Regions from separate parts of the Homo sapiens genome. Here region 1 is linked to region 2. A link is a loop called in an ENCODE intact Hi-C map of the cell type or tissue named here. Cell type or tissue: heart left ventricle. All regions are shown on one strand. Links, peaks and the distances in the headings refer to the core of each region. The heading gives the core; the rest is flanking DNA.

Region 1 (16,624 bases), core at 3,946-8,945, 170 kb before region 2:
TATTCCTATAATTGCTCTATTTTATTATTAGTTATTGTTGTTAATCTCTTACTGTGCCTGATTTATAAGTTAAACTTTATCATAGGTATGTATGTATACGAAAAGGCAGTATATACTGCATAGGGTACTATTTGGTACTATCCATGGTTTCAGGCATTTACTGGGGGTCTTGAAATGCATCCCTCAAGGATATGGGGGGACTACTGCAACAGGGATTGAAAACACAGATTGATAAATTGATTGATTGACAGTTCATGGATTTATCAAACCATCTTGGAGGCTCAAAATACTTTTGTAAAAAAGGCCTCAGCAAATACTTTTCATTTAGTATAATGTGATTCGTTTTTAAAAAAATCAGCGTATTGACCTTTTAGAATTACATAATTTTAACTCATATTTTTTTTTTTTTTTTTTTGGAGATGGAGTTTTGCTCTTCTTGCCCAGGCTGGAGTGCAATGGCACAGTCTTGGCTCACCGCAACCTCCACCTCCCAGGTTCAAGCGATTCTCCTGCCTCATCCTCCCGAGTAGCTGGGATTAAAGGCATGCGCCACCACGCCTAGCTAATTTTGTATTTTTAGTAGAGACCATGTTTCTCCATGTCGGTCAGGCTGGTCTCGAACCCTTGACCTGAGGTGATCCGCCCGCCTCAGCCTCGCAAAGTGCTGGGATTACAGGCAAGAGCCACTGTGCCTGGCCAGCTCATTTACTTTTGAACGTTTTTACCTGACTTGAAAACAAGTGACTTGTTATGATGTGCAATGTAACAACCAAATATTTATCTTGCCACCTCCTTGGGTTCTATATTAATCTATTTGTGGTGCTACAACAACATACCTAAAACTAGGTAATTTATAAAGAATAGGAATGTATTTTCTCACAGTTCTGGAGACTGGGAAGTTCAAGATAAAGATGCCAGCATCTGGTAGGGGCCTTTTTGCCGCATCCTTCTATGCAGAAGGCAAGAGAGGGCTGAATGCTGTGTGAAGCCTCTTTTATAAGCACCTTAATCCCATTCTTGAGGGAGGATCTATCACCTCTTAAAGGCCCCACCCCTTTTTAAAACAGGTTTTTGGGGAACACGTGGCGTTTGGTTACACGGATAAGTTCTTTAGTGGTGATTTCTGAGATTTTGGTACACCCATCACCCCAGCAGTGTACACTGTACCCAATGTGTAGTCTTTTATCCCGTGCCCCCTTCCCACCCTTCTCCACTAAGTACCCAAAGTCCATTGTGTCACTCTTAGGCCTTTGCATATTCATAGCTTAGGTCCCACTTATAAGTGAGAACATACGATGTTTTGTCTTCCATTCTTGAGTTACTTCACTTAGAAAAATGGTCTCAATTCCATCCAGGTTGCTGTGAATGCCATTATTTCTTTCCTTTTTATGGCTGAATAGTATTCCATGGTGTGTGTGTGTGTGTGTGTGTGTACACACATATATATATACACACACACATATATATACACACATAAATGTGGTATGTGTATATATGTATACATATATACACACATAAATGTGGTGTGTGTATACATATACTATATATGTATATACACATATATGTTGACTTTATCCATTCATTGACTAATGGGCATTTGGGCTGATTCCATATTTTTGCAATTGCAAATTGTGCTGCTATAAACATGCGTGTGCAAGTATCTTTTTTGTATAATGACTTCTTTTCTTCTGGGTAGATAACCAGTAGTGGGATTGCTGGATCAAATGGCAGATCTACTTTTAGTTCTTTAAGGAATCTCTGCACTGTTTTCCGTAGTGGTTGTACTAGTTTACATTCCCACCAGCAGTGTAAAGGTGTTCCCTTTTCACCACATACTATTTTTTTATTTTTAAATTATGGTAAAGGCCCCACGTCTTAATTCTGTTACATTGGCAACACTTGAATTTTGGAGGAGACACATTCAAACCATAGCAGGTATTGCATAGAATATCATAGAAAGACAGTTTCTGCCTGCAACAAGTTTGCTAAAACCAGTTCATAAAAATAGCCCTTTGGTAAGATTACATAGACTTAAAATTAATTGGTTTAAAGCTATACCCACTGGTACAACTAAATTTATTTCTGAAACATAAATGTTCATATTCTTACATGACCTTTATTTGCAAAGATATCTGTAGCATTGGCTGGGAAAAGTATTTCAGCAATTTTCTTTTAGTAACTGCATTTTATCAAACATAACAAAGACAGTCCTGAGGCTGTACGGTCTCTTTTAAAAAAGGGTTCATGTAGCATATTCAGAAGGTCACAGTTCGAAATTCCACTGATGTTGGCCAGTTGCTGTGGCTCATGCCTGTAATCCCAGTACTTTGGGAGGCCGAGGCGGGTGGATCACCTGAGGTCAGGAGTTCAAGACCAGCCTGGTCAACATGGTGAAACCCTATTTCTACTAAAAATATAAAAATTATTTGGGCATGGTGTCACACACCTGTAGTCCCAGCTACTCGGGAGGCTGAGGCAGGAGAATCGCTTGAAACTGGGAGGCAGAGGTTGCAGTGAGCTGAGAGTGCGCCACTGCATTCTAGCCTGGGGGACAGACCAAGACTCCATCTCAAAAAAGAAAGAAAACAAAATTCCACTGATGTCTTACATTCTAGTCTTGTGACAAAGAGTGGAAGAGTGTGAATGAACATTTCAGTGGTAGGCTTCAGCTCTGTAGTATTACTCAATTACTTGGATGTTTGCTGCTTCAGACTAGAATCTGAGTCTTGAAACCAGTGAGAAAACTTAGCAACCTTTAGTAGTCTTTCCTAGTCACCTGGTAGGTTTAAAATTATGGATTGCTTTAAAGAGCCCTTTAGCTCCCTAATTGATAGCTGAGCCAGTGCAAGATGCCCAACAGATTATGACATGTTCAGGGCACCAGCAAAGCAGGGGCACCCCCACCCTAAAAATAAACAAGTTAGCTTTGACAGATTTGTTCAGAACTTTGCACAAAAAATGTTGGAAGAAACTCTATTGATTTCAGCATGCATGGAAATTTTGCATCATAATAAAATGTTGAATTACCACTGGTGGGATGGTAGGACTCCATCATCTTTTCAATGTTTAGGGCCTCCCAAGGGTCTGGCTACAAGAAGCCACACACTATATGTATAAAGTCACATGAAAATTCTTTAGCTCTCAATACACAAGTTGAATCCAATTTTTGCAGGTATTATCTAAAATTAAGATAATGTTTTAGAGGCTGAAAGGAACTATGAGAAGTATACATGTGGAGAACTTTTCCTACCAGAAAGAAATCAATTGGAATTAGGGCCCAGATGTTTCTGAAAGCTGAACAACCACTTCTGTCTTTATTCAAGAACTGCCTCCTACATGGATTTTTGGGGGATAAATTACTGACCTCTTTTGTTCCTTTATAGCCTTTAAATCCATTTCTACACCCCTCACACCCCACCACCAAAAAATACAGGAAATCCTCTTCTTTTGTGTTTACCCTGCTCCATAATCAGCTAAAAGGTTTTGTTTGTACATTTTTTTGTTTTCATTTTCTTCATAATTTTATAGATATTTCATATCACAACGAAAGTTAAGAAAAATTAAGTTTTCTACTTTTTAAATTACTTTTTAAAGAATGCTTTTCTTGGCCAGGTGCAGTGGCTCACGCCTGTAATCCCAGCACTTTGGGAGGCCGAGGTAGGTGGATCACTTGAAGTCAGGAGTTTGAGACCGGCCTGGCCAACATGGTGAAACTGTGTCTCTACTAAAAATATAAAAATCACCCAGGCGTGGTGGTGCACACCTGTAATGCCAGCTACTCAGGAGGCTGAGGCATGAGAATCGCTTGAATCCAGGAGGTGGAGGTTGCAGTGAGCCGAGATCGTGCCATTGCACTCCTGCCTGGGTGACAAAGTGAGTCTCCGTCTCAAAAAAAAAGAAAAAAAAAAAGCTTTTCTCATATGTGCTTAAGGAAATGTACATTTAGTTGACTACTTGAAACAAAATTTTAGGAACACAGAAATAAATGAAACATTTTTTGTTTTTTGAGATGGAGTCTTGCTCTATCATCCAGGCTGGAGTGCAGTGGCACAATCTCAGCTCAGGCAACCTCCGTCTCCCGAGTTCAAGTGATTCTCCTGCCTCAGCCTCCCGAGTAGCTGGGACTACAGGTGTGTACCACCAAGCCCAGCTAAGTTTTGTAATTTTAGTAGAGATGGTGTTTCACTATGTTGGCCAGGATAGTCTTGATCTCTTGATCTCTTGACCTCGTGATTCACCCGCCTCAGCCTTACAAAGTGTGGGATTACAGGCGTGAGCCATGGTACCTGGCCAATATTTTATTTTTAATATTTTAAAATTATATAAAATTACAAAAAGTTGTGGCAGTAGTAGAGAGTTTGATACCAACTAGTTTTTATTTTATTTGATTTATCCAACTAGTTTTAATATGTGCTAATATTTTGCCACTCTTGCTTCAAAATTTTTTTGAATAAATAAAATAGATATGGATGAAGACCTCCCTTTCCTATTATCTATCCGATACCCAATGGTAATTGCCAGCCTGAAGTTGGTGTATATGCTTCTTGTCCACATCTTTTATGCTCTGACTATATTATGCTCCCAATACAAAATATTGCTTTATGATTTGTATATATTAATCTTGAAACATTGATTTTGAGATTTAATCACGTTGATGCAAGTAGTACTATCTCATATGTTTTAAGATTCTATAGTGTTTCACTGTGTAAATGCACTTAATTTATGTATTGATATATCAATTAAGATTTGAGTTATTTCCAGTTTTTCCCTAAAACAAAGGTTGCTACTGGGGAAGATCCTCAGATAGCTTTCCTATGATGATGCCCACAGGGACTCTAGCTCAGTTCCTAGAAGTAGAATTGCTAGTTTGTAGGGAATGAAAATTTATTTGACTAGATATTGCCAAGTTTTACAATTGACATTGGGGATGCTCATTTCTGTACACACTCCTCCATCAGACTTTAATTTTTCTGCCAGTCGTTGAAGTATCAAATAGTGTTTCATGTTGTTTTCATTTGCATTTCCCTGATTGCCGATGAGAAACAATCTTTTCACATACCATTCTTATGTGAACTATCTGTTCTTACTCTTTGCCTGTTTTTAAAAAATAGTTGTCTTCATGTTGATTTGTAGGATTTTAAGAAATTTATGCTAGGGATACTAGATTTTGAGAACTTTACATTGCATGTGTGTTCTCTTAGTATGTGATTTGTCTTTTAATTTTTTGTATGATGTCTCTTGTTGCCTAAACACTTAATTTTAGTGCAGTCAAATGTTTTATGTTTATTATTTATATTTATATATCTTTTTTTGTTGTTGTTTTTTGAGACAGAGTCTTGCTTTGTCACTCAGGCTGTAGTGCAGTGGTACAATCTCAGCTCACTGCAACTTTTGCTTCCCAGGTTCAAACGATTCTGGTGCCTCAGCCTCCCGAGTAGCTGGGATTACAGGCGCCCGCCATCACGCCTGGCTAATTTTTGTATTTTTAGTAGAGATGGGGTTCCGCCATGTTGGCCACGCTGGTCTCCAACCCCTGACCGCAAATGATCTGCCCGCCTTGGCCTCCCAAAGTGCTGGGATTACAGGCGTGAGCCACTGCGCCTGGCCCTATTTATACTTATATTTTTAATCAGCATAGATTTAAACGTGTAATATTGTGAGGTAAGCCCTAATTTATTGTTCCTGATTTAATACGGCCTAATTTACTGTTCCATATGGATTGCTAGTTAGAATAGTATACCCCTTCCTCCACTGATTGAGAGTTATCGTTACTGTGCTCTATAGAGACTGCAGTGGTTCTAACATTGTAACATATATCAGAATCACCTGAGGACTTGTTAAAAATGTAGATTTCTTGCCTCCACCCCAAGTTTTTGATTCAGTAGGTCTTGGGCTTGGGTGTGGTCTGAAAATTTGTTTCTCCAATAAATTCCCAGGGATGCTGATGCTGCTTGTCCTAGGACCACACTTTCAGAACCAGAGGAACCAACATGTTTTGTTAATATCTCTTGACATCAATGCCTTGAGGAAACTTAAATTTAAGCCTATTTTATAGATGAGGAACCTGGTGAGGCAATCAATTAGGTGATTTTCCAAGGTTTGTACTAACAAGTTAGAATTGGAGACTGCTGGCCGGGCACGGTGGTGCACACCTGTAATCCCAGAACTTTGGGAGGCTGAGGAGGGCAAATCACCAGGTCAGGAGTTCAAGACGAGCCTGAACAACATGGTGAAATCCCGTCTCTACTAAAAATACAAAAATTAGCCAGGCGTGGTTGCACACACTTGTAGTCCCAGCTATTCAGGAGGCTGAGGCAGGAGAATCACTTGAAACTGGGAGGCAGAGGTTGCAGTGAGCTGAGATGCACCACTGCACTTCAGCCTGGGCGACAAAGACAGACTCTGTCTCAAAATAAATAAATAAATAAATAAATAAATAAATAAATAAATAATTGAAGACTGCCGTAATTTCTTTACTTGGTTTTGTTTCCTACAACATGTAACTAGTATTAAATCATAACAAGATTTAAATTTTTTAAGAAAACACCAGTTTTTTCTTTACTTGAAAATTATATCTTTACGTATTTGGTTCTATCTCTTAAAAATAACTATTTCAAATGACGGTTGTCTGGCCTTAGGTAACATGACAAATAGAATGCATAAAATGAATACAAAGGTCGAATGTAAACATTATTGGAAAACAAATTGAAGTACTATGTTCATTAAATAGAAAAGGATAATAAACGGAAGTCTTATGGTCTATCTAAAGTCAAATAACTCAATCATAAAAGGATTAGTCATAGACTATGTGCTAAGTAAATCTTTATTTAACAACTACTTATCTTATTAAATCTCTTTGTTTTAGTCAGATACGTGGTAAGTGCGATATCATCATGGGCTCTTTCCCTAGGTCTTGCTACTCAGGAGGTGGCTTGAGGACTAGCTGTGTAGACATCACCTGTGAGCTCATCAAACTGCAGAATCTCGGGCCCCACCCCAGACCTCCTGAATCAGAATCTGCTTTTTAACATCCGCAGTTGGTTCAAATGCACATTAAAGTCTGAAAGTTCTGAGATTCTGCATTTCTAAGATGCTCTTAGGTGATGTCGATGCTGTGTTGAGGGTCCTCTTAACTACACTTAATGTGGCAGAACTCTGCCCTCCTCTCTACTCATTAAAACAAACAATATCTTTAAAGAATACTAACTTTGCTAAGTAGTTTAATAGTGAATCCCTTCAGTAAAGATTTATGGACACTACAGTGGATATTATCCCGAAGAGAGAAAAATAAAGACAAGACAGGCACAGCTCTCAGAGTGAAATAACAAGTTTGGTAGTCAGTGTTATAGAACAATGGTAATTGTATCTGATTGCTAAAAGAAAGTCCCAAAGAACAACACTAATCAGCTGAAATATAGTTATAACAAAGGAAGTCCAGAATTTGACTTCTATAGAACTGTTTTCCATTTGACAGAATATAAAGCAATGGAAAACAGATAAAATTATACATTATTTAGATGAAACCTATCACATTACATTGAGTACATCATTAGACTTGTAAAAGCAATTCTGCAGTTACTGTTTTGATTCAGAGGCTTTTGTATCTTAAGCTACACTAAGTACAGAAGCAATTGGTATGAAATATATACACTTTTTTTTTTTTTGAGACAAGGTTTTGCTCTATTGCCCAGGCTGGAGTGCTAGAGTGCAGTGGCATGATCTCTGCTCACTGCAGCCTCCACCTCCTGGGCTTAAGCAAGATACACATTTTAATAGAATGTGTATTTGAATCAAAGTGCCTTGAAGTTTTTCCAGCTTCAAATATAGGAGGAAACTTTTCAAGGTTTAGTTCCCATATCTCAGCGCTGATTTGTGCCACTCAAAATGAATAAAACATAGACTCTTGGTTTGAGTATAAACGTCCAACAGTCTTACAGTCTGGGTAGTTTGTGTTGTGACAAAGCATATTACTAATGCAACTGTTACCACATACAGTGGATTAAGACTGGATTAAAACCTGGATTCCACTTCAGAAAAGGCAAGTCTATTATCCATTCATTCATTCACTCATCTTTTTCTTCCCCTGGAGGTATCCAGGCTACATTTGTAATGAACTAGGTTTCCTGTTGATGCCAGAGCATAAGGCAGATTCTCTTTTTGTTTTGTTCTTTTTATGAGATAAAACACAAATTCCTGACAAGACGTATTATTTCCATAAACAACATTCCTTTCTTTTTCACCTTTTTTGGTTTCTGCAGGGTTTGAAATGCTCATGAGTGGGATAGTATTTCCTCCCTGAAAAGGCTTGGATAACATCAAGAGATAATTTTTTTTCTATATGTTGGTTAGCAAGAGAGAATTAGCTCATTAAGAAGAAAGTCTGTGAATATTTTTATTGTTAGGTGAGATTTTCATCCCTATTTCAAGGACATTCAAATTCCAATGGCTATCTAGTAAGTTGGGATAAATCCATCTATCCATCCATCCATTTTTAAAAATTGTTTTTTCTTTCATCCAACTATCCATCCAACAAGCGCCTACCACATACTTTTTAGGTACCAGGCACTGTGCTCAATACTGTTATGTAAATACAAAACTACTTCAGTCCTTGTTCTAAAGCAGTTTTCAGCTTAACAGGGGAGGCAAGTATTCAAAGCAACAATTACAATATAGTAAGATACATGCGATTATGCAGGTGTTATGGAAGCTAATGCATAGGCATCCTGATTACTTACTGATTAGCATGATAATACCTTGCCAGGCCTTCAGGTTTTAGATGAGCTAGATTCTAGCTCCAGACTGCCTAGGTTTAAATCCTACCCCTGATACTTGGTAATTGTGTAGCCGTGGACAAGTTAGGTGATCAGTCTGTACCTCAATTTCATCATCTGTGAAGTGGAGATAATAATTATACCTGTTGCATAAGGCTGATACCAAGGTAAAACAAGTTAATATATGTAAAGAACTGGAATTAGTAATATTTAGCAGTATTTACATACACTATGTAAATGTTAATTATAGAGGAGGTTCCAAGATGGCCAAATAGGAACAGCTCCAGTCTGCAGCTCCCAGCATGAGCGACGCAGAAGACTGGTGATTTCTGCATTTCCAACTGAGGTACCGGGTTCATCTCACTGGGGTTTGTCAGACAGTGCAGCCCACGGAGCAGGGCAGGGCATTGCCTCACCCAGGAAGTGCAAGGGATTGGGGAATTCCCTTTCCTGGTGAAGGGAAGCCGTGACAGACGGTACCTGGAAAATCAGGACACTCCCACCCTAATACTGCGCTTTTCCAATGGCCTTAGCAAATGGCACACCAGGAGATTATATCCCGCGCATGACTTGGAGGGTCCCACGCCCACGGAGCCTCGCTCACTGCTAGCACAGCAGTCTGAGATTGAACTGCAAGGTGGCAGTGAGGCTAGGGGAGGGGCGTCCACCATTGCTGAGGCATGAGTAGGTAAATAAAGCGGCTGGGAAGCTTGAACTGGGTGGAGCCCACCACAGCACAAGGATGCCTGCCTGCCTCTGTAGACTCCACCTCTGGGGGCAGGGCATAGCTGAACAAAAGGCAGCAGAAACTTCTGCAGACTTAAACGTCCTTGTCCGACAGCTTTGAAGAGAGTAGTGGTTCTCCCAGCACAGAGTTTGAGATCTGAGAAAGGACAGACTGCCTCCTCAAGTGGGTCCCTGACCCCTGAGTAGCCTAACTGGGAGAAGCCTCCCAGTAGGGGCCGACTGACACCTCATACAGCCTGTGCCCCTCTGAGATGAAGCTTCCAGAGGAAGGATCGGGCAGCAACATTCGCCATTCTGCAATATTTGCTGTTCGGCCACCTCGGCTGGTGATACCCAGGCAAACAGGGTCTGGAGTGGACCTCCAGCAAACTCCAACAGACCAGCAGCTGAGGGTCCTGATTGTTAAAAGGAAAACTAAGAAATAGAAAGGACACCCACACCAAAACCCCATCTGTACATCACCACCATCAAAGACCAAAGGTAGATAAAACCACAAAGATGGGGAGAAACCAGAGCAGAAAAGCTGAAAATTCTAAAAATCAGAGTGCCTCTTCTCCTCCAAAGGAACACAGCTCCTCACCAGCAACGGAACAAAGATGGACAGAGAATGACTTTGACGAGTTAAGAGAAGAAGGCTTCAGACGATCGGTAATAAGAAACTTCTCTGAGCTAAAGGAAGAGGTTCAAACCCATCACAAAGAAGCTAAAAACCTTGAAAAATGATTAGACAAATGGCTAGCTAGAATAAACAGTGGAGAGAAGTCCTTAAAGGACCTGATGGAGCTGAAAACCACGGCACAAGAACTACGTGACGTATGTACAAGCTTCAGTAGCTGATTTGATCAAGTGGAAGAAAGGGTATCAGTGATTGAAGATCAAATGAATGAAATGAAGTGAGAAGAGAAGTTTAGAGAAAAAAGAGTAAAAAGAAATGAACAAAGTCTCCAAGAAATACGGGACTATGTGAAAAGACCAAATCTACGTCTGATTGGCATACCTGAAAGTGACGGGGAGAATGCAAACAAGTTGGAAAACACTCTTCAGGATATTATCGCAGAGAACTTCCCCAACCTAGTGAGGCAGGCCAACATTCAAATTCAGGAAACACAGAGAATGCCACAAAGATACTCCTCGAGAAGAGCAACTCCAAGACACATAATTGTCAGATTCACCAAAGTTGAAATGAAGGAAAAAATGTTAAGGGCAGCCAGAAAGAAAGGTTGGGTTACCCAAAAAGGGAAGCCCATCAGACTAACATCAGATCTCTCAGCAGAAACTCTACAAGCCAGAAGAGAGTAGGGGCCAATATTCAACATTCTTAAAGAAAAGAATTTTCAACCCAGAATTTCATATCCAGCCAAACTAAGCTTCATAAGTGAAGGAGCAATAAAATCCTTTACAGACAAACAAATGCTGAGAGATTTTGTCACCACCAGGCCTGCCTTACAAGAGCTCCTGAAGGAAGCACTAAACATGGAAAGGAACAACCAGTACCAGCCACTGCAAAAACATGCCAAATTGTAAAGACCTTCAATGCTAGGAAGAAACTAACGAGCAAAACAACCAGCTAACATCATGACAGGATCAAATTCACACATAACAATATTAACCTTAAATGTAAATGGGCCAAATGCTCCAATTAAAAGACACAGACTGGCAAATTGGATAAAGAGTCAAGACCCATCAGTGTGCTGTATTCAGGAGACCCATCTCACGTGCAGAGACACACATAGACTCAAAATAAAGGGATGGAGGAAGATCTACCAAGCAAATGGAAAACCAAAAAAAAAAAAAAAAAAAAAAAGCAGGGGTAGCAATCCTAGTCTCTGATAAAACAGACTTTAAACCAACAAAGATCAAAAGAGACAGAGGAGGCCATTACATAATGGTAAAGGGATCAACTTAACAAGAAGAGCTAACTATCCTAAATATATATGCACCCAATACAGGAGCACCCAGATTCATAAAGCAAGTCCTTAGAGAACTACAAAGAGACTTAGACTCCCACACAATAATAATGGGAGATTTTAACACCCCACTGTCAACATTAGACAGACCCATGAGACAGAAAGTTAACAAAGACATCCAGGAATTGAACTCAGCTCTGCACCAAGTGGACCTAATAGACATCTACAGAACTCTCCACCCCAAATCAACAGAATATACATTCTTCTCAGCACCACACCACACTTATTCCAAAATTGACCACATAGTTGGAAGTAAAGCACTCCTCAGCAAATGTAAAAGAACAGAAATTATAACAAACTGTCTCTCAGACCACAGTGCAATCAAACTAGAACTCAGGATTAAGAAACTTACTCAAAACTACACAACTACATGGAAACTGAACAATCTGCTCCTGAATGACTACTGGGTACATAACGAAATGAAGGCAGAAATAAAGATGTTCTTTGAAACCAATGAGAACAAAGACACAACATACCAGAATCTCTGGGACACATTTAAAGCGGTGTGTAGAGGGAAATTTATAGCACTAAATGCCCACAAGAGAAAGCAGGAAAGATCTAAAATGGACACCCAAACATCACAATTGAAAGAACTAGAGAAGCAAGAGCAAACACATTCAAAAGCTAGCAGAAGGCAAGAAATAACTAAGATCAGAGAAGAACTGAAGGAGATAGAGACACAAAAAGCCCTTCAAAAAATCAATGAATCCAGGAGCTGGTTTTTTGAAAAGATCAACAAAATTGACAGACCACTAGCAAGACTAATAAAGAAGAAAAGAGAGAAGAATCAAATAGCTGCAATAAAAAATGATGAAGGGGATATCACCACCGATCCCACAGAAATACATACTACCATCAGAGAATACTATAAACACCTCTAAGCAAATAAACTAGAAAATCTGGAAGAAATCGATAAATTCCTGGACACATACACCCTCCCAAGACTAAACCAGGAAGAAGTTGAATCCCTGAATAGACCAATAAGAGGCTCTGAATTTGAGGCAATAATTAATAGCCTACCAACCAAAAAAAGTCCAGGACCAGACGGATTCACAGCCCAATTCTACCAGAGGTACAAAAAGGAGCTGGTACCATTCCTTCTGAAACTATTCCAATCAATAGAAAAAGAGGGAATCCTCACTAATTCATTTTATGAGGCCAACATCATCCTGATACCAAAGCCTGGCAGAGACACAACAAAAAAAGAGAATTTTAGACCAATATCCCTGATGAACAACAATGCAAAAATCCTCAATAAAATACTGGCAAACCGAATCCAGCAGCACATCAAAAAGCTTATCCACTATGATCAAGATGGCTTCATCCCTGGGATGCAAGGCTGGTTCAACATACGCAAATCAGTAAACATAATTCATCATATAAACAGAACCAAAGACAAAAACCACATGATTATCTCAATAGATGCAGAAAAGGCCTTTGACAAAATTCAACAGCCCTTCATGTTAAAAACTCTCAATAAACTAGGTATTGATGGGACGTATCTCAAAATAATAAGAGCTATTTATGACAGACCCACAGCCAATATCATACTGAATGGACAAAAACTGGAAGCATTCCCTTTGAAAACTGGCACAAGACAGGGATGCCCTCTCTCACCACTCCTATTCAATATAGTGTTGGAAGTTCTGGCCAGGGCAATCAGGCAAGAAAAAGAAATAAAAGGTATTCAATTAGGAAAAGAGGAAGTCAAATTGTCCCTGTTTGCAGATGACATGATTGTATACTTAGAAAACCCCATTGTCTCAGCCCAAAATCTCCTTAAGCTGATAAGCAACTTCAGCAAAGTCTCAGGATACAAAATCAATGTGCAAAAATCACAAGCATTCTTATACACCAATAACAGACAAACAGAGAGCCAACTCATGAGTGAACTCCCATTCACAATTGCTTCAAAGAGAACAAAATACCTAGGAATCCAACTTACAAGGGATGTGAAGGACCTCTTCAAGGAGAACGACAAATCACTGCTCAAAGAAATAAAAGAGGACACAAACAAATGGAAGAACATTCCATGCTCATGGATAGGAAGAATCGATATCGTGAAAATGGCCATACTGCCCAAGGTAATTTGTAGATTCAATGCCATCCCCATCAAGCTACCAATGACTTTCTTCACAGAATTGGAAAAAACTACTTTAAACTTCATATGGAACCAAAAAAGAGCCCGCATTGCCAAGTCAATCCTAAGCCAAAAGAACAAAGCTGAAGGCATCACGCTACCTGACTTCAAACTATACTACAAGGCTATAGTAACCAAAACAGCATGATACTGGTACCACAACAGAGATATGGACCAATGGAACAGAATAGAGCCCTCTGAAATAATACCACACATCTACAACCATCTGATCTTTGACAAACCTGACAAAAACAAGAAATGGGGAAAGGATTCCCTATTTAATGAATGGTGCTGGGAAAACTGGCTAGCCATAGGTAGAAAGCTGAAACTGGATCCCTTCCTTACACCTTATACGAAACTTAATTCAAGATGGATTAAAGACTTAAATGTTAGACCTAAAACCATAAAAACCCTAGAGGAAAACCTAGGCAATACCATTCAGGCCATAGGCATGGGCAAGGACTTCATGACTAAAACACCAAAAGCAATAGCAACAAAGCCAAAATTGACAAATGGGATCTAATTAAACTAAAGAGCTTCTGCACAGCGAAAGAAAATACCATCAGAGTGAACTGGCAACCTACGGAATGGGAGAAAATTTTTACAATCTACCCATCTGACAAAGAGCTAATATCCAGAATCTACAAAGAACTTAAACAAATTTACAAGAAAAAAATCAAACAACACCATCGAAAAGTGAGCAAAGGATATGAACAGACACTTCTCAAAAGAAGACATTTATGCAGCCAACAGACACATGAAAAAATGCTCATCATCACTGGCCATCAGAGAAATGCAAATTGAAACCACAATGAGATACCATCTCACACCACTTAGAATGGCGATCATTAAAAAGTCAGGAAACAACAGGGGCTGGAGAGGATGTGGAGAAATAGGAACACTTTTACACTGTTGGTGGGACTGTAAACGAGTTCAACCATTATGGAAGAAAGTGTGGCAATTCCTCAAGGATCTAGAATTAGCAATACCATTTGACCCAGCCATCCCATTACTGGGCATATACCCAAAGGATTATAAATCATGCTGCTATAAAGACACATTCACACGTATGTTTATTGAGGCACTATTCACAATAGCAAAGACTTGGAACCAACCCAAATGTCCATCAATGATAGACTGGATTAAGAAAAGGTGGCACATATACACCATGGAATACTATGCAGCCATTAAAAAGGATGAGTTCATGTCCTTTGTAGGGACATGGATGAAGCTGGAAACCATCATTCTGAGCAAACTATTGCAAGGACAGAAAACCAAACACTGCATGTTCTCACTCATAGGGGGGAATTGAACAATGAGAACACTTGGACACAGGGTGGGGAACATCACACACACCCCTGTCGAGGGGTGTGGGAAGGGGGAAGGGATAGCATTAGGAGATATACCTAATGTAAATGATGAGTTAATGGGTGCAGCACACCAACATGGCACATGTATACATATGTAACAAACCTGCAGGTTGTGCACATGTACCCTAGAACTTAAAGCATAATTTAAAAAATGTTAATTATAATTATCACCCCTACTTTTCAAAATGAACTTATCCATTAAAGCAGTAGTCTCCTAAGATGATCTGCTGGGAGCAGGAAAAAAATAGTAGAAATACTAGAAAATGAATTCCTACTTAGTTTTCCTTTTCTTTTTCTTTTTTTTTTTTTTTTTTTTTGTGACGGAATCTCGTTCTGTTGCCCAGGCTGGAGTGCAGTGGCTGGATCTCGGCTCACTGCAAGCTCAGCTTCCTGGATTCACGCCATTCTCCTGCCTCAGCCTCCCAAGTAGCTGGGACTACAGGTGCCCACCACCATGCCCCGCTAATTTTTTGTATTTTTAATAGAGATGGGGTTTCACCATGTTAGCCAGGATGGTCTCGATCTCCTGACCTCGTGATCTGCCTGCCTCTGCCTCCCAAGTGCTGGGATTACAGGTGTGAGCCACCACGCCCGGCCCCTCCTATTTAATTTTCATATCCTTTTTCAATCGCCATTTTTATGTATCTTATATGTATATATATGTGCATCTCATTAATATATATGTATATTAGTATACATATGTAGTTTATTAATGAATAAACCCATATGTAGACATTGGGGTAAAATGTTTATTTTATTTTATTTTTTTACTGTTAGGGCACTCAACAAAAAACTTAAAGATTATTGCATTAAATAAATATGTGATACCCTACCCACAGAAAGGACTTGCAATTTATAGTTTATGAGACACCTTTATGTATATTATCCCAAGTCTAAGAAGACACTGAGCATATTATCAACTATATACTTTTCATCTGCTTCTGATTCTTACCACATCTAAATTGACAGAGCTGAATGGTGAGGATACAGGCATACTAGAGTCAATGACTTGAGCAGTCAATGCTTCCTTCTTCCCTGATGAGGCACTTGATAGGTTTTGCAGGGCCTCAGAGAAGTTGGCTCATATTTTGCTAGCATGCATTTTCATCATACACACTCAATTGTAGCTTGGCAGTGACACATGAAATATAAAATCTATTGAAATATAAGCTGAACATATCATTGGCCAACATTTTCTCCAGTGTGATGGTTGATGAATGGTCTTTTTTGGTGTTTACTTTTCAACATCCTATGAGACGAGCATACAAAAACGTTTACTGTAGAGTGCAATCAGGTCTCTCCTGTCTGCATGATTCATTTTCAGATTTTCTTGTGTAAATGAAGCTGAAGATGCTAACAAAACAACAGCTGCTTAGCTATAAATTAGTAAAACAAGCTTCTCATCCAAGATTATTATTGAGGTTTTATTTAAAGCAATTTACAAATTCATGAAGGATTTTACTTAACACATTCACACTTGAAGCCGTTTAGGGAAGGCCTGGGGATTAGATGGGAACTGCCCCCTTTCCTCTTGCTGATAATTTGGAGATTAATTTATCTAAACAAAAAGGAAAGCCACATTTGCTAGAAATTCCATAAGCTCACTACATATTTAATTGGGGTTCCATA
Region 2 (16,624 bases), core at 4,340-9,339:
AAAACATCACAAATGCCAAATTTGTACATTTATATATATGTTATATATTATATTTACACTTTTTTCTCAACGATGAAGTCAATTATCTTTTTTATTTTCACTCTTCATACAAGTTTTAAAACATTGTGAGATTGAGGCCAGTTTAAATCTGAAATACTATGGAATATTCATGACTGCAGCCTGACTAGCCATTTTGTTAAAGCAATTTAAATGACATTAGAAGTAGTAAAAACAACATTGATACTATGAAGAACTAAAATTAGTGAGATAAAAGATAGAATTGAGAAAAATCCAAAAATAACTGAGGAAAAGAACTGAATTGCGAGAGATTAGAAATGACATTATGGCTATGAAGAATAGTCGATGGAGATTTAATACACAGAAAATAGCAATTCATGGACAAGAAAAGAGAAAAAATAAAACATTCAATGATATAATATAAGAAAACTTTCCTAGAATGAAGGACAATCTGAATCTGCAGATTGAAAGGGATTATTGTAACCTGGGAAAACTTAATAAATAACAACCCATATCAAAGTATATTCTGGTGATGTTAAATAACATCAAAAAAGAAAAGGAAATGAAAAAAAGAAATTTCTGTAATCATCCAACAATAGAAACAGAAGCAGATCACTATTACTTTATTTCTACCCCTACCTCCATAAAAATCAGCCCACAAAAACAAAAACAGGCCAACAGTTTAGCCTGATCTCAAGCACTTCAGGATCATTTTCTGATGAAGACAATGGAATAACATCTAAAGAATGCAGAGGGGAAAGAGTGTCACTCAGCCAAGATGTCTTTCTCATGTAAGGGAAATACTAAAATATTCACAGGAATGGAATTATTCATGTACCCTTCCTGGAAAATTTTTTGAGAAACATAACTCAGCTAACCAGATTAAATGTAATAACAATGATGTAAAAAGAAAGAAAGAATCCTAACTTTATAAGTGAAATAAAAAGAACTGGAAATAACATCGAATTGATTTAGATTTTAAATTAAGGGCAATAATTTTAATTGAAAGTATAGAGAAATTTCTTCCTATACGGATACCTGAAATTAATATTTATAAAGGCAGGACTGAGCTGGTGGTAAAGTGGGGAAACAATTGGAGGCCAGAGACGGAAGAAAGGATGATACCACAGGTAGAAGTGAACTCTGATCTGTGTTTGCCTTGTGCAATATCCCCTTATACTCCCTTAAATCCCTGGAGGATTTTGTCTAGATTTCCATGGGCCAGATATTCTCAAGGGACAGGAGCAAAAACTGGAGCTTAATCCAGGACAGGGTGGATTGAATGCCTTCACATAAATTTAGAACTTCTAAAAGATGTCATCTTCAGTGAGTAAAAAATCAATGAGGCAAAAAAGGACTATTCAATTAGAAGTAATGGGAGAAAATTGGTTGTCCTTACAAAGGATAAAAAAATTAAAAATGCCTTTCTCTTTAGACCTTACACAAAAATCATTTCCAGATTCATTCATGACTTAAAAATGGAAAGGCCAAATTTAAGCCTTTTAGAAAAAAATAGGAAATATCTTTATGATTTTGAGGTAGGGAAAGACTTCCTATGCAAGACACCAAAAGCATCTAAACATAAAGGAAAAGATTATTATACTTGACTATATTAAAATCAAGAACTTCAGCTTATCAGAAGAAACCTTATTTTCTCTGAGAGAGAAAAAATAAGAGTCATAAAGAGGGAGAAGACATTTGCCACACATGTGACCAAAGGGCTAGTCTCAGAATGCAAAAGAACCCTTTGAATCATTAAGAAAGAGAGGAATAAACTAATAGAAAAATGGGCAATTTTCATGAACAGTCATTTTCTAGAGGAGGAAATACAAACAGCCAGTAAATATATAAAATATTATTGCTCTTATTATATGTCAAGACAATGTAAATAAATACTACAATAGTATCCTTTCATATCAGATTAATGACAGTTAAAAAGTCAGTTAATACCAAGTGTTGGCGAGAAAGCAACAGGAGCTTTCAAAGGCTGCTTGTGGGAGCGTAGCTTGTTACAATTGCTTTGTTAAACAATCCAGCACTAACTGGTAAAGGTGAATATGTGCATACTCTAAGACCCAGGTATTTATCTTCTATGTATAAATCTTAGAGAAACTTTTACAGGTGAACCAGGGCATGTTCAGAAAAGCGTTATTCCTATTAGCAAAAATCTTAAAGTAATATAAATATCCATCAACAATGAATTGGATTAAAAAACTTAAGGATATATATATACTGTACTACCATGTAGCAGTAAAAATAAATGAACATGCTGTATTCTATCTGTATATGTAAACACATATGATGCTGAACCACAGAAGGAAGTTACAAAAATATAGAATGATTTCGTTAAGAAAAGTTGAAACAAGGCAAATGAAATGATATATTGCTTGGAGGAAACACAGGTGGTAAAACTATGAAGAAAAGCAAGGGAATGCTCAGTGCTATTTCAATGTAGGATACGGCTGAGGGCATAGAAATGGACAGATCAGAAAGCAGCACATAAGCCCTCTGCATGGATCAGAGCACAGTGTGAGGGACATGGGTGTCATTTTTTATTTTTCATTAAGTAGTGAAAATATACTGTATGTACTTTTAGTACATACAATTTTTAAGTATTTTAAGAAGTTAAATGGAAAACTATAATAAATATGGTGAAAAGTGATTTTATTGTAATAAACTGACAAAAGTACAGGTGTACATCAAGAAAATTAATTTAGTGTAAAAAGTATTAATAAAAGCAAAGCAAATGATTTTATATGTTGGCTCAAATACAAAATTAAGACAATAATTATAAAGAGAACACATAGGAGCCAAAAAGAGGCAGCTTTTAAAAAAATAGGATGCAAAGCCCAGAAACAGACCCAAGCACATATAGAAATCCAACATGTAAAAGCAATGATAGCTCTTATTTTGATCACATTTACTAGGTACATTGCTGCTTGAACTTAAATTAACTCCTGATTTAAATGTAGAATGAAGCCATAAATATAAGACTCAGAATGCAGCTTAAATGTCACTTCCTACAGGAAGTTTTCTTTGACGTCCCTGGAAGTCCATAAATGCTCCTGCTGTGGGCTTCCAAGCAGCCTATATATTCCCCATTACTACAGATAACATTCTTCATAGCAGTTCTGTGTTCAAATCCACCCCATTCTAACCCCCTAGAAGACTATGAGCTCAATGAAGGTATGGTACTATTCTTGTTTTTGTGTTTTGAGACAGGATCTCTCCCTGTAGCCCAGGCTGGAGTGCAGTGGTGTGATCACAGCTTACTGTAGCCTCCAACTCCTGGGCTCCAGCAATCCTCATGCCTCAGTCTCTTAAGTAGCTAGGGCTACAGGTACATACCACCATGGCCGGCTAATTTTTTTTTTTCATTTTTGCAGAGACAGAGTCTCACTATTTAGCCCATGCTGGTCTCAAACTCCTGGGCCTCAAGCAATCCTCCTGCCTACGCCTCCTGAGTCGCTGGGATTACCCATACGAGGCATTACACCCAGCCCCTTATTTTATCTTATTCACTAGCAAAGTGGAGAGTGCCTGGCACAGAGTAGGTGTTCAATAAACATATGTTAAATTCACACATAAATAATCAGAGAAATGGATTTCAATTTGATATGGGGCAGGCCTATGAAAGCAAAAGCCATAGCAGCAAATAATTGAATAATTGACTACATCAGACACAAAAACACAATAATTCTATAACCAGAGAAAAGGCAAATGGCAAAATTGAGAAAATGTATGGTATTGAGATAGAAGAATAGGGAATTAGGGTAACCAGGGGTTAAGGCATAAGCAAGGGAACAGCAGGTGCAGCCAGTTCTAGGCAAGATTAGGCAGTAAACAGGCCACATATTCACTCCTGTGACAACAAGACAGAAGTCTCCACTTCAGCCTCGGACTGGTCGTAGGGCAATCCTTCATAGGGTGTAACCAATTGGAGGCCTGTAAAGGGCACCTACGGGTGTTACCAAGTTTTTTGTTTTAGCTTAATAAAAACCCTAAAGAACATTGCAATGGGGTGGGGGTGGCTCTTGAGCCGCTTGCTAGAGCCTGCTCACACTCTGTGGAGTGTACTTTTGCTTCAATAAATCTGTGCTTTTGTTACTTTTTTCTTTTGTTGCTTTGTTTGTGTGTTTTGTTCAACTCTGTTCAACAAGCCAAAAACCTGGACAACTTACAGTCAAGACCTTTCATTTGGTAACAGTATTAAAATGTTAGGCAAAGAGTTACTATCCCTCACTTACAAAAAGCTCTTATAAGTCAATAAGGAAAAAATGAGCAAAGTAATTTCATACCCACTTCATATATATGCACAAATTTATTATGTCTCGTGGTTCTGTGAATTAATGGGCCTCAGCTGGACAATTCTTGCTTGGCATCTTTCATGAAGTTGCAGGCAGGTGTTGGCTGGGGCTGCACAACCAATATGGCTGACTGGCATGGTCAGCAGCTCCTGATGGCCGATGGTTGACAGCCCAGATGAGGCTGTTGACCAGAGTGCCTATGTGTGGCTTCTCATGAGTTTTGAGCTTCTCACAGTGAGATGCTGGGTCCATCCTAACAGTGAGTATTCCAACAGATCCGGGGGAAACTGCACAGCCCTAGTAACTAGCCTCAAAAGTTATGCAGCCCCATTTCTGCCATATTTGTTGTCCAGCTAGGCGCCAAGGATAGCTCAGATTTCCAGATGGAATTAGATTCCCATCTTGATGGGGGAAGCAGCCCATGTGTCTAGGAAGTGCAGGCATTGATGGCAGCCATCTTTGGAAGCTATCTACCACACCCACATATCTGTTGCCTGCTTATTGAACTATCCTGGACAAAAGTGCTCAGATTTCTGTCCCAGGAAAGGTGCACATCTGTTCTACTGGATCTTGGTTTGAAACCACTTGGTGTTCAGTGGCCGTGTAATTTGTGCTCTGCTCTGCTCATGGTTTTATTATTTTTCTTTAAATCATAATTTCTTTTTCAAAACCAGCTTACTCCTAGAAATCTGTAGTGACTTTTTTTTCTTTTTTCAAATGACTAGCTTTGATATTCATCCTTAAGTTCATCTAGACAGTGAAGGTGGCTTTTGAAAAATGATGACCAGGTCTGCTTCCTCCCACCTTTTTGAATTGTCCCTTGCAGTTCTCAAGTTACAGGAAATTTTGTCATGTTTGCTTGCAGTGTGTGTGTGTGTGTGTGTGTGTGTTTGTGTGTGTGTGTGTTGGGGGAGTGTCACTTCACTAGGAAAGCTCTTTGAATTTGAAAGACAGTTTTGCATTTATTTGAAAGCTTTTATTTGTGAGCTTGAGTAGTCCAAAGTGTCCTTGTGTACAAGCCCCGCCTTTGCTAATTCCTATTATTATCTTGCTACAGAAGGTCATGCCAACTGCTTAATTACATGGAAAGTTATGAAACAGCTAGGGCACCAGAACATTGTTCAACTGTGGGCTCCTAAAGGAAAATAAACTCTTCTTACACTGAGAATGGCTGCCAATAACCAGGCAAGTTTGTCTGTTTGTGGCCACATGTATAGCTCGCTTGTATAAAGGCATTCTGTGCCTGGGCAAAAATCCTGGATTCACCTTTGCTAACAGCACCAGCATCTTAGTACAATAGAACCCTTTTAATTCAGAGAGAGATTATATCTGACTACTTCAAGTCAGACTTTTCCTTTCATTGAATGTAAACAATAAAACCTCTCTATGAAAGCTTTCCTGCTTCACTCAGAAATAGGCTAGTATGTTTCGTGGTATATCCCTAATCAACCGTTGGTGCGGTAAAAATGTTCATTTATTAGAGACGATTATGTAGTTTAGGTTCCTATAATCCACCTGCCCCTCAGTGATCTGCCTTCAGGAAAAAACAATCTGTGCAAAGAAAATTCATGTTCAGAGAAGTGAGGGCTTTTCATTTGGTTCAACCTGTCAGATTCTTGTTTTGGTCTAATTCTCACCTTGAAAACAAACAGCATCGCCTTTGCTTTGTCCGCCTTTATGCAAAGACCATGCTAATTCTAAGTAAACTCCTTGGAGAGTTAGGCATTGAAAGAGAAACAGAAACAGACCCCTTGAGAAAGAGTTTTTCTCCTGAAGAAGTATTTTTTACAAGGAATAACTGGGATAGCCACTAACTCTTGCTTCTACAGGAAACAGCTTGCCCTGCTGCAGAGGGTGGGGCGCTCTCTTATTTCTCTAAACACTTTTGGAGAAAAAAAAAAAATCAGGCTCCAGTGCCAAAAGACAACTTTAACCCTCAAATCCCAGAACCTAAGGTCAACCAAAGGTCACACATGCAGTGCTTAAAACAGAAGGTTGGCAAGCTCTCTCTCCAGGCAGTATCTGTCCCTGCTGAAATCGAGGCCATGGAAACAGGGCTTGTGCATTCTAAGTCCAAGGTACCTGTGATTTATGAAGTGGTGTTAGGCACTGGTCAGGACATAAAGTTAAATACTGAAAAAGGCTCCTGCTCCCACGGCTGCCCTTCCTTCTTGAAACCTAATTTAGACCATATCAAAGTTTTTATAAAGACATTCCTGATACCATTGTGCTGTAAATCCTGTCTGATCCAACCTTCAAATATTTATGTAAACTGAAATATGTCTGGAAAGAAGTCAAAACAAAACAAATATGCCACACCATCTCATTCCAGCAGGTCCTTCCTTCCTCATTTACATTCAAGCGTAAACCTCTCCAACTGGCTTCCAACTGTTAGGGCTGATTAATTAGTGATAATTGCAGAGACTATTTCTTTGAATGCCCTGATGGTCTTATGTCTTGCAACCAATTTAGCCTGGAGTTTTTAGCACGTGTGAAATGCGTTGGTAGCATTAAAAAAAAAATCATTACAGATAAGTGCAGTTGGTTTAGTCTTCCTGTGCCAGCTGTACCAATAATTAGTGCTTTTGAAATATCTACAGGTTGGTCCCAATGTATTCCTTAAGCTCCGCACTCAGCCTTTGCTTTTACTCTGTCATTAGAGTGGGCTGTTTCTTCTTGGGATCCTTATGGGTGAAGTGCTCTCAGTTTCAGATGCAGTTTGCTAATGATATTTTGCATCACTTGTAAGTTGTAGCAACATGAAGATCTCATGATCTATCTTTTAGTCCATGATATCATGTAATTAGAGAGAGTGGAAAATAGGAAAGAATTTAAAAGTGGCTGTGTACTCACATTACAGCTTTGAAACCCAAGGGAAGAAAAGAGGAGGCAGCCATTTGTGTTAAGAATGGAATGCTCTTATGCCCTTTGGAAGGTATGTTGTACTCTTTTGACACTGGAATTAAAAATGGAAGTAAATGAGCTTTGTCTACACAAAGTATGTTTAGAGAGACAAGAATGAATGAGTGAATGGGGCACTGAAACTGCATGGGGGAGTTCACTTTCACATACCATATCTTATTTGAGATTTACTACAGTTCTGGGAGGTAATGAAAGGCAGATGTTAATTACCCAATTTCTGTCCTTTGCAGGTGAGGAAATTGAAGTGCAAAGAGGTTAAGTGACTTGCTCTTTGTCATACAACTAGTGGGAGCCAAGATTAGGAACCAAGGCTCTGACTCCAAGTTTAGTCTTTTTTCCTGACATCTTGAGGTCTCAAGGTTGGGAAATGGGACAAATACAAATAGGCTTGTAAAAAAAAATGGCAGCCATAGTCGCATTCCATTGACTAATTCAGTTATATATACCAGAGCTAGGTCTTCTGGCCAGTAAGAGATGCAAATATATAGGGAGAACCCAGGAGTGATGAGAGTTCCTACAGACATGGAGTGTGCTCCTGTGTGAAGCTTATGGGGCCTTTATTTTGAATTAAATAAACATTGCTTCAAGTTTGTAAATTTTCTTAGGGAAAGGTGGTGATAATGATGATGATGGTGAAGAAGAATAGGAAGACACAAATAACAGCGATTGAAACAACAGCCAGGGGTTATATTTAGTGAGTGTTTACTATGTGTTAGGTGCTCATCTAAGCACTTTTAAAAGTATTAACTCTTTTAATCCTCCCAGCAACCCTTTGAGGTAAATATTATCATCCTAATTTGACAAAGGAGGAAAAGGAGGCATGTAGAGTTGAAGAACTTTGACCCAGGATGTCCTGTTGCAGGTGTAGGATTTAAACTGGCAGTCTGTCTCTAGCACCTTCTGAGCAGTTTTGCCTCTCAATCTTCTTCAGCTGATGCTTCTCCCAGTAGATGAAAATATATGTAAAACCTTTCCCCATGGTTTCAACTCTTGGAACTGAAGTCTTTCTCAAAACTTGCCTGACCACTATTTCTAATCCAGGTGGTGCAGAGAAGGGGCCAATAAAAGTAAATTTGGGTATTTACTGATGTGGGCTCGTAGTGGTGAGCAGCTTGGGAGAAGGAGGCTCAGACTAAATGGAGAACTGTGAGAGGCTGTCACCATGTTTCTCCCTATAAAGTGGCCAGTTGCCACACTGCCCTTTGTGCAAAGTGAGAAGACAATCATGGCTGACTGTCCTAGGCGATCAAGAGGGAGCCTACTGGGTTCTTTGTGGCTCATCAGTGTGCTCCAAATGGGGAAGAAGCAGTTGCATCCAAATTGGTGCAACCCCTCCAGGAATTAGAGCCTCCACTTGTAGATTTCTAAGGAGCTGCTGTCTCTCTGTCTGTTTCATAACTAAAAGTTCTGTGGTATAGGTCTTTTTTATAGGCTAAAGTCCTTTAAATGGGTGCATAATGTACCTCTATTGATTTTTCTGTTGACTATTACTTTATTATATGATTCAATCAACTTAGCTTTACACCATTCCATATAAAGAAATAGGTATTGCATTTCACTAAGAGTTTCATTTTAGGCATATTTTGACTCTTACCTGTATGGTCTCTTAACTTTCAATAGATATTCAGTATGCCTGCTTTCAAGTGGACTGTTTATTCAGTCTCTTCAGATACTAGAGGAGAATGGCAGTCAAAATAGATTGAAAAACAAAGGGGAAGAGTAAAAACAAATTTGAATAAATGTTTGTTTGCGACTAATGTCCTTATATTTATAAAGAGTGCTTAAGAAGTCACCGCTTGAAAGGTGTAGTATTTTGAGATTTGGGGTGCCTTATGCGGAGATTATATTCCAGCTACTCATGCCTGAGACCTGCATTCTTGTCCTCTTTGAGTGCTGCTTAGAGACCAGTTAGTTTTATAGCACAAAATCAGAAGGTGAGCCAGTGTGGTAAAGCTGAGTAGGTCTAACAACTTGTTTTAGGTTGGGTTGCTAGAATCACACCCAGTATACAAGTTATTTAGTAGTAAAGTGTTCTAAGAAGAAACCAGGAAGGAAGTGGGGAAGCAAGCAAGTAAGAAGGGAAACCAAGCAGTGGTGTGATTTCAGGTGAACTCCCATCCCTTAGCAGAAGGATGCAAAGCTGAGGGACTAACACACAGATCTGGGTGGAACATGGCAGAATTTGCTACACAGACTATTCCTCCAGGTGCAAACCCTGGACGAAGAGTCCAGATGTGTCCCTAAGGGCTCACAGAGGGGAGATATTGTGGCATAATTCTGGAAGGGGAGGAATAGACAGCTGTGCTTGGAGGCATAGAAGTAGGCAGCAATTCCCTCAAACTGTGAATGGGACAGGGCTTGCATCCCCAAAGGATGGACCATTGCTACGCTCTTTCCTGGAAGATCAGAGAGATGAGAGGACTGCTTAGGAACAGATTGCTCCCAGCCTTGGCATGAAACAACTACTTGTTTTCAGTGATTAATGAGCATCTCAGGGATGACTCCTTTGGAGAAAATCTCGAGGCTCTTGTAGCATTTTCTGGTTACAAATCAAGCCCTGAGTTGACCTGGATGGAGACCCTTGATGGAGAAGAAGGGATCCAAAGTAGGTTTCCTAATCCATTTTGGGTCAGTTTGTTGTTTTTTTGTTGTTGTTGTTTTTTTGTTTTTTTTTTAGTTTTTAATTTTCGTTGGTATACAGTAGGTGTGTATTTTTATGGATTACATGAGATGTTTTGATACAGACATACAGTGAATAATAATCACATCATGGAGAATGGAATATCCATCCCCTCAGGCATTTATCCTTTGTGTTACCAACAGTCCAATTATACTCTTTTAGTTATTTTTAAATGTACAATTAAACTTTTATTGACTATAGTCACCCTGTTGTGCTATCAAATAGTGGGTCTTATTCATTCTTTCTAAATATTTTCTGTAGCCATTAACCATCCCATCCCCACCTCCTCCTCACCCACTTACTATATGTCCTGGCCTCTAGTAACCATCCTTCCACTCTCCATCTCCATGAGTTCAATTGTCTGATTTTTAGATCCCACAAATAAGTGAGAACACACACTATTGTCTTTCTGTGCCTGGCTTATTTCACTTAACATAATGACCTTCAGTTACATTCACATTGTTGCAAATGACTGGATCTTGTTCTTTTTTATGGCTGAATAGTACTCATTGTGTATATGTGTCTTTGTAGGAAATGAGTTCACTTTAGGTGTGTGGATTTGTTTCTTGGTCCTCCGTTCTGTTCCATTGGTCTATGTGTCTGTTTTTATGCCAGTACCATGCTGTTTTGGTTACTATAGCTCTGTAGTATAATTTGAAGTCAGATAATGTGATTTCTCCAGTTTTGTTCTTTTTGCTTAGGACAGCTTTGACTATTCTGGGTCTTCTGTGGTTCCATATAAATTTTAGGGTAGTTTCTTCTATTTCTGTGAAGAATGTCATTGGTATTTTGATTGGGGTTGCACTGAATATGTAGATTGCTTTGGTTAGTATGGACAGTCTAACAATATTGATTCTTCTAATCCATGAACATGGAGTATCTTTTCATTTTTTGGTAATATGGTTTGGCTGTGTCCCCACTCAAATCTCAACTTGAATTGTATCTCCCAGAATTCCCATGTGTTGTGGGAGGGACCTGGAGGAAGTCATTGAATCATGGGGGCCAGTCTTTCCCATGCTGTTCTCATGATAGTGAATAAGTCTCACGAGATCTGATGGTTTATCAGGAGTTTCTGCTTTTGCTTCCTCTTCATTTTTCTCTTGCCACCTCCATGTAAGTAGTGCTTTTCACCTCCTGCCATGCTTCTGAGGCCTCCTCAGTCATGTGGAACTATAAGTCCAATTAAACCTGTTTTTGTTCCCAGTTTCAGGTGTGTCTTTATCAGCAGTGTGAAAATGAACTAATATATTTGGTATCTTTTTCAAGTTATTTCACCAATGTTTTATAGTTTTCATTATAAATGGGTCTGAAAAATTTTTATGTGCCCACTGTACATTTGTAGCACTGTATCTTAATTCTTACAGGATCTCAGTTGAGACCCTATAACTGTCACTCTCAGCAAGTGGAACTCACAGAGTTTAAGCAGAGCACAGCTACTTTCCTTTCCCAAACTGCCTCTTCAAATTTATCCTGGTGGCTGGCCCCTCTCAGGCAACAGATAGTGGTCTGTCACTGCTAGTCAGAAAAACAGTCTCAGTTTAGTTATTATTATGTCCAGTCAAATGTAGTAATACAAATGTACACTTATTTTGAAGTTAAAGTTTCTATCACTGCTACCCCACCCCAAGCCCAGACCTGCAGTGGAGGAGAGAGGACTGGCTTCTCCATCTTACTGCCTTGATTTTTTTCTGCCTTCTCATTCACTCTCTAGGTTGCCTTGGGCCCCTACTGGGTTGAAGCAAAGGAAGGGGAGGAGTGCAGAGGTAGGACCATTCTGACTTGACAATCCCATTGTGAGTCATCTCAGAGCCTACGTGTGTTTAAGGCTGGCTCTACCAGAGAATTTGGCAAGTTCTTCAGGTATAGTCTGCCCATATGGGGATAGCTCATGTGGTTCTCTTGCTGGTGGCATAAAGTTTCTCACCTTGGGGGTGCTGGTGGTTTGCCACCAAAGGCATGGGGGATCTGTTTGCCTCTCCAGACAGTCCTCTTGTTTAGGATCCAAGGTGATCTCAGCCTGCCGTCTCTTCTCTGTGGCTGATATCTGATCTATGGGAAACACTCAAGCTTTCTCTACTCTGACTGCCTCTGGGTGAACTGTCTGATCACAGTGCAGCCATCCCTCTTTTATTCCACTGGAGAGGTAGCCTGCTAGCCCTTACTACTCACCCTTTACGTGGTTTATGCATGAGACAGACACCCGACCACTGTGACCCCATTTTCAGTCCACACCTATTAGAGTGGACCATTTATGCCAGCTTCCCTTGATTTCAGATAAAGGAAAAGCACCCACAACGCTTACCCCATGGGTGGGAGTGGGACTCTCAGCACACCCATAGTTCTCTCCAAAAATCTTATTCTATTTAGTGCCCTTTCACTTTTTAATTTAATAGGGTGTACTCCGAATGTGGCAAATGGCTAATCATGACTAAACCCTGGTTTGTAGATACTGCCTTTGCAAACCCTACCTTGTAATCTCACATTTCACTTCAGAGTGTGGTGTCTGTTTTCTGGTCCCTAAATACAAGTTATTATTGATGAATTATTGCATGTATTGATTCCTTTATTCAATGAACATTGAGTACATTCATTCAACATGCTAATACCTAGAATATAGCTATGGTATATGCAAGAATACATATTTTAGAACTGTGAAATCCCTTCTATATATAAAAACTGTAAGTTATTGTCAATGGTATAGTTTTCATGTTGAGTGGTAATTTTGTGGATATTTAGCATAAAATGAATACATTAATAAGAAGGACATTAATAAGAAATACATTAATAAGAAATAAATACATTAATAAGAATACATTAATAAGAAGGACCACTCACGGATCAATAATGAGAATACATCATAAATCAAAGATTATAATTAATCTAATTCTGTATACTCAAGTTTTTTTAAAAAGCCTTCTTGGGGATCTCTTGGGGATCTTGGGGACACTAAAAGCGACAATCATAAACATTTATCAAGCATGACTATGTGCCAGGCATTGTGCTATGTGTTTTACAGACATCACTTCATTTATTCTTTTTAACAGCCTTAAGAGGTAGGTAGTAATAGTCTCTTTCCCATTTTATATATGGGGAAACTGAGTCTCAAAAAGGCTAAATAACTTGCCCAAATTCCCATGGCAGAGTGTGGAACCAAATTCATGTCTGGCTGACAGCCAACCTCGCCACTGCTTTCCACACATACATGTCTGAATATTTAATGGGTTGTGCTCCAAGTCAGGAAGAGATGGTATGTTGGCCTGGAAACAAGAAAGCCTTTGCAGTCAGTCACAGCTCAATTCAGAGATGGCTTCAGTACTATTAGCTGTATGATTAGGGGTGAATTCAAAGTGATAGAAACTTTAACAAATCAATCTTGACCACTGAGCCCAACTATAAACTGGAGGATGACAAGACTTACTTTTCAGTGTTGCTGTGAGAGGAGATTATGACTCTGCATCAGCAGGCACATTTGAGACCCTCAATAAATCATACGTATTATGGTTTCATTCCTGCTCTTATCCATAAAATGTCTTGTGAGCAGAGAAAAGGAGACAGGCTAGACTGGGATCTCAAACTCCAGTGATCTGGAACGTTTCCGCTTGGGGGATCAAGTGCCACTGATCTAGAACTTGTCTCTATTATGGTTAAGCTGTATGGTTGTTAAACCATGCTAGGCAGTGGAGTCACAGAGCAACCTTGGGTGAAGGGCTCAAGATCTATATATCTCCTTGAGTTGGACTTCTGAATACCACATTCTTCTCCCCACCAGAAAACACACACTTCTTCCCAGGGCCTTGGTGCTTCTGGCCAGCATGTGATTTGCATCTGGCAAAAATCTCCCTTCTGGCAGGAGAGCAGTTGTGTTTTGGCTGGGGCAGATATTATAATGCTGCAGAGTCACTCTGCAGGGGACAAAACGAGAGAAGCCCAGGGGTTTCCATCCCCCGCTCCCTGCCCCTGCAGAATTCTCAGCTGAGTGCAGTAATAGCATGACTGGGCACTTTAAGTCTGCCATTGTGCCATAACTTCCTCCTTGTCATTGCCCGTTAGCATCTCCTTTCTGAGAGGGTGGCAGGGGCAGGGCCACATATGAACTTGAATGGTGAGGTGGGGTGCAGTTGCTATTTCTTGCCAATACCCAAACTTCCAGCTGCATATTCAAGTCTCTGACTTGGAGCCGGGCAGCCAGAGAGGCAGGAGAGAAGGACCTGGGCAAGAAGAACAAAAAGGCCCCACTGCACGGCTCCATCCCCATCCTCTCTGTCTGCATCCCTCCAGTGTGGAGCTCAGGTGTGGGGTCCCCAGCACCTCCTCAGCAGGTAGCTTCCTGAAGCCCAGTACACTCTCACTCCCAGGCCTGCTTCCTCTCCACGCCTTTCCCGCTCCTCCCTGCATCTCAAATTGGTTCTTAGAACCCCTGCCACATCCAAGGAACTACTTGTGAAATACCTTTGTGATTACAGTTTATATGTTTAATTAGAAGCTGGGAATTAAGCTTCCAAACACCACAAAATGAAAGCTTGAGATTCTTCCAACAAACCCCAGCTTTCCACGAACATGGGCTGACTCATCCGTCTCCTGCTCTCCCCTGTCGCCCCAGCCCTGTCTTTCATGCTGAAGTCATTCACTTTCTTCACCTGGATTTGGAAAACTGCTGATGTCTCGTTTAGCTTCATTCCTAAGTTGTCTTTCAAAAGCAGGGACATGCAAAGTGGCTGCCTGTGGCAGAGGCAGCAGGAGAGGGGCACACTTGTTGAGTCTGAGAACTTCACAAAGACTGTTAATTAATTGCTCATTTCGACAAATGAGAACAGATTTCAAATGCATAGTTGAACGTGGAGCAGGAAGAACATCTTGCTCTTGTGACTTGGTTTTAAACGTTGCATCTAGAAGATGGGGTGATACTGAAAGATGTCACTTATTTCCTTTTGTGAATTGAGATAAAATGGTTCTAATTCTTTCACTGCTTTCTGGCTTTAGGGCCCTGCGAAAGAATGTTTATTCTTTTGCTCTTGGTGGGAATTGGATGTCTGTCGATTTAGCATATGTTTAAAATATTTTAGCTTTGGAAAACTGCCCTGATAGCCTTCTCCCTCTAGTCAAAATTAATCTCATCTTCCCGCAGCTCTCACAGCCAGTGATTCATGGCTCTAATACAGCCCTTCTCATATTCTTCTTTATTCTATAAAGACTTACTTTTCTATAAAGACTTTTATTTCTGTTTGTCTCTTACATCAAATTGAAAGTTCTGTGTGGAGAAGAACTCTGTCTTACACATCTTTGTGATTACCTGAGTCTAGTCTGGTACATTATATTTGGCAGCATTCAGTACGTATTACATTGAATCTGGAAGATCACACAGAGAGGGGGATTCTGAGGGGTGGCAACAACCACTTTTGTAGCAGACGCTGTTGGTGTCCAACCCATGTCCCCTTGGCCACCCCAGAGTTTGGCTGTAGTCACATGCTGTGTAGACAGACAACCTCCTGCTTCTCTCTGCCTGAGGGCATTCTTCAGCCATAGAAATGAGCTTGGAAGCGGCTGGGTATGGTGGCTCACACCTGTAATCCCAGCACTTTGGGAGGCCGAGGCAGGCGGATCACAAGGTCAGGAGTTCAAGACCAGCCTGGCCAATATAGTGAAACCCCATCTCTACTAAAAACACAACAAATTAGCTGGGTGTGGTGGCGGGCACCTGTTATCCCAGCTACTCAGGAGGCTGAGGCAGAAGAATCACTTGAACCCAGGAGGCAGAGGTTGCAGTGAGCCGAGATCGCACCATTGCACTCCAACGTGGGCAACAGTGCAAGACTCCATCTCAAAAAAAAAAAAAGACAAAAGGAAAAAAGAAAAAAGAAATGAGCTTGGAAGCACACAGGTTAGTCTGCAAGTGCCAGGGAATTATTGCCCAAGGAATGACCCTTGGCCAAAGAGGGAAAGTCCTGGCTGGATAAATAATCCAAAGTCCTTGCCCTCATTCCAAGGAATGTTCTGCAGTCTCCTAAGGGTTTCCTGCTAGAGGAAGCCCTGATTGCCCAAAGCTTCTTAACACATTCTTTATTAGCTTTCCTCTCTTCCCTGTTTCATATTCCCTGTGCTCCCCTGGGATCAACAGCCAAATGAACAACTTCACCTGAGCCCTTACCTCCAAGGAAGTGCCACAGGGGAACCCAAAGGCCCTTAATCATTAAAAAAAACTTTAGAGATGCTGGCTGAGCCATCAGTGAGAACATGGATGCATACACAGAACCTACATCTTGTCATCTCTGCTCTTCGAGGAATGGAGCTGGAGAGGCAGAGAAGCAATGAAGCCGAATTCTGTGAGTGGGACTTCTGCGCAGCGGGGGAGGGAATTTCTACTTCTGGCCAGGAAATAGAGCTGGTGCCTTGTAGAAAGGCTCGAGGTAATGCAGTCAAAGGGCAAGCTTAGAGCAGTATGTGAAGGAATCCACCAAGGATTAGAACCAGCCAAGGGTCAGACAAACCAAATGAGACCAGAAGAGGAAAGTGGTGTCTTGGCAGAAAGGGCTTCCAGACCCATAGTCACAGGAATCTTCAGGAGAGGGGTGAAGAAGAAGGCATGGATCGCCAGGCCCAGGAGAGTCTAAAGCTGGTTTGGTGGGGAAGAATTTGGCCACATCTGTGCAGGATCCTAGAGAGTGGGGCAGAGGAGCTGGGCATCTGCTGTCAATGAGGC

The links. Hi-C counts contacts between places; a loop is a spot of excess contacts. Peaks named below come from ENCODE experiments on the same cell type or tissue, not always from the same donor. Only the 100,000 strongest peaks of a DNase experiment are listed, where the experiment ranks them.
Region 1: it touches region 2 in a loop (1.8-fold over the local background); 1 of 110 quality-filtered maps calls a loop at or near these places.

The regions. Positions count from the first base shown.
Region 1 is chr5:56,774,838-56,791,461 of GRCh38, reverse strand. No RefSeq gene overlaps it. Among named protein-coding and RNA genes, the nearest start is that of MAP3K1, 32 kb to the left of the region's middle. In heart left ventricle, for the core only: no CTCF peak of the experiment used is centred there; no DNase peak of the experiment used is centred there.
Region 2 is chr5:56,605,645-56,622,268 of GRCh38, reverse strand. C5orf67 (chromosome 5 putative open reading frame 67) reads left to right here and starts at 16,013. Exons shown (of 6, transcript NR_161255.1): 1 at 16,013-16,247. In heart left ventricle, for the core only: no CTCF peak of the experiment used is centred there; no DNase peak of the experiment used is centred there; H3K4me3 peaks cover 185 bases; H3K27ac peaks cover 932 bases.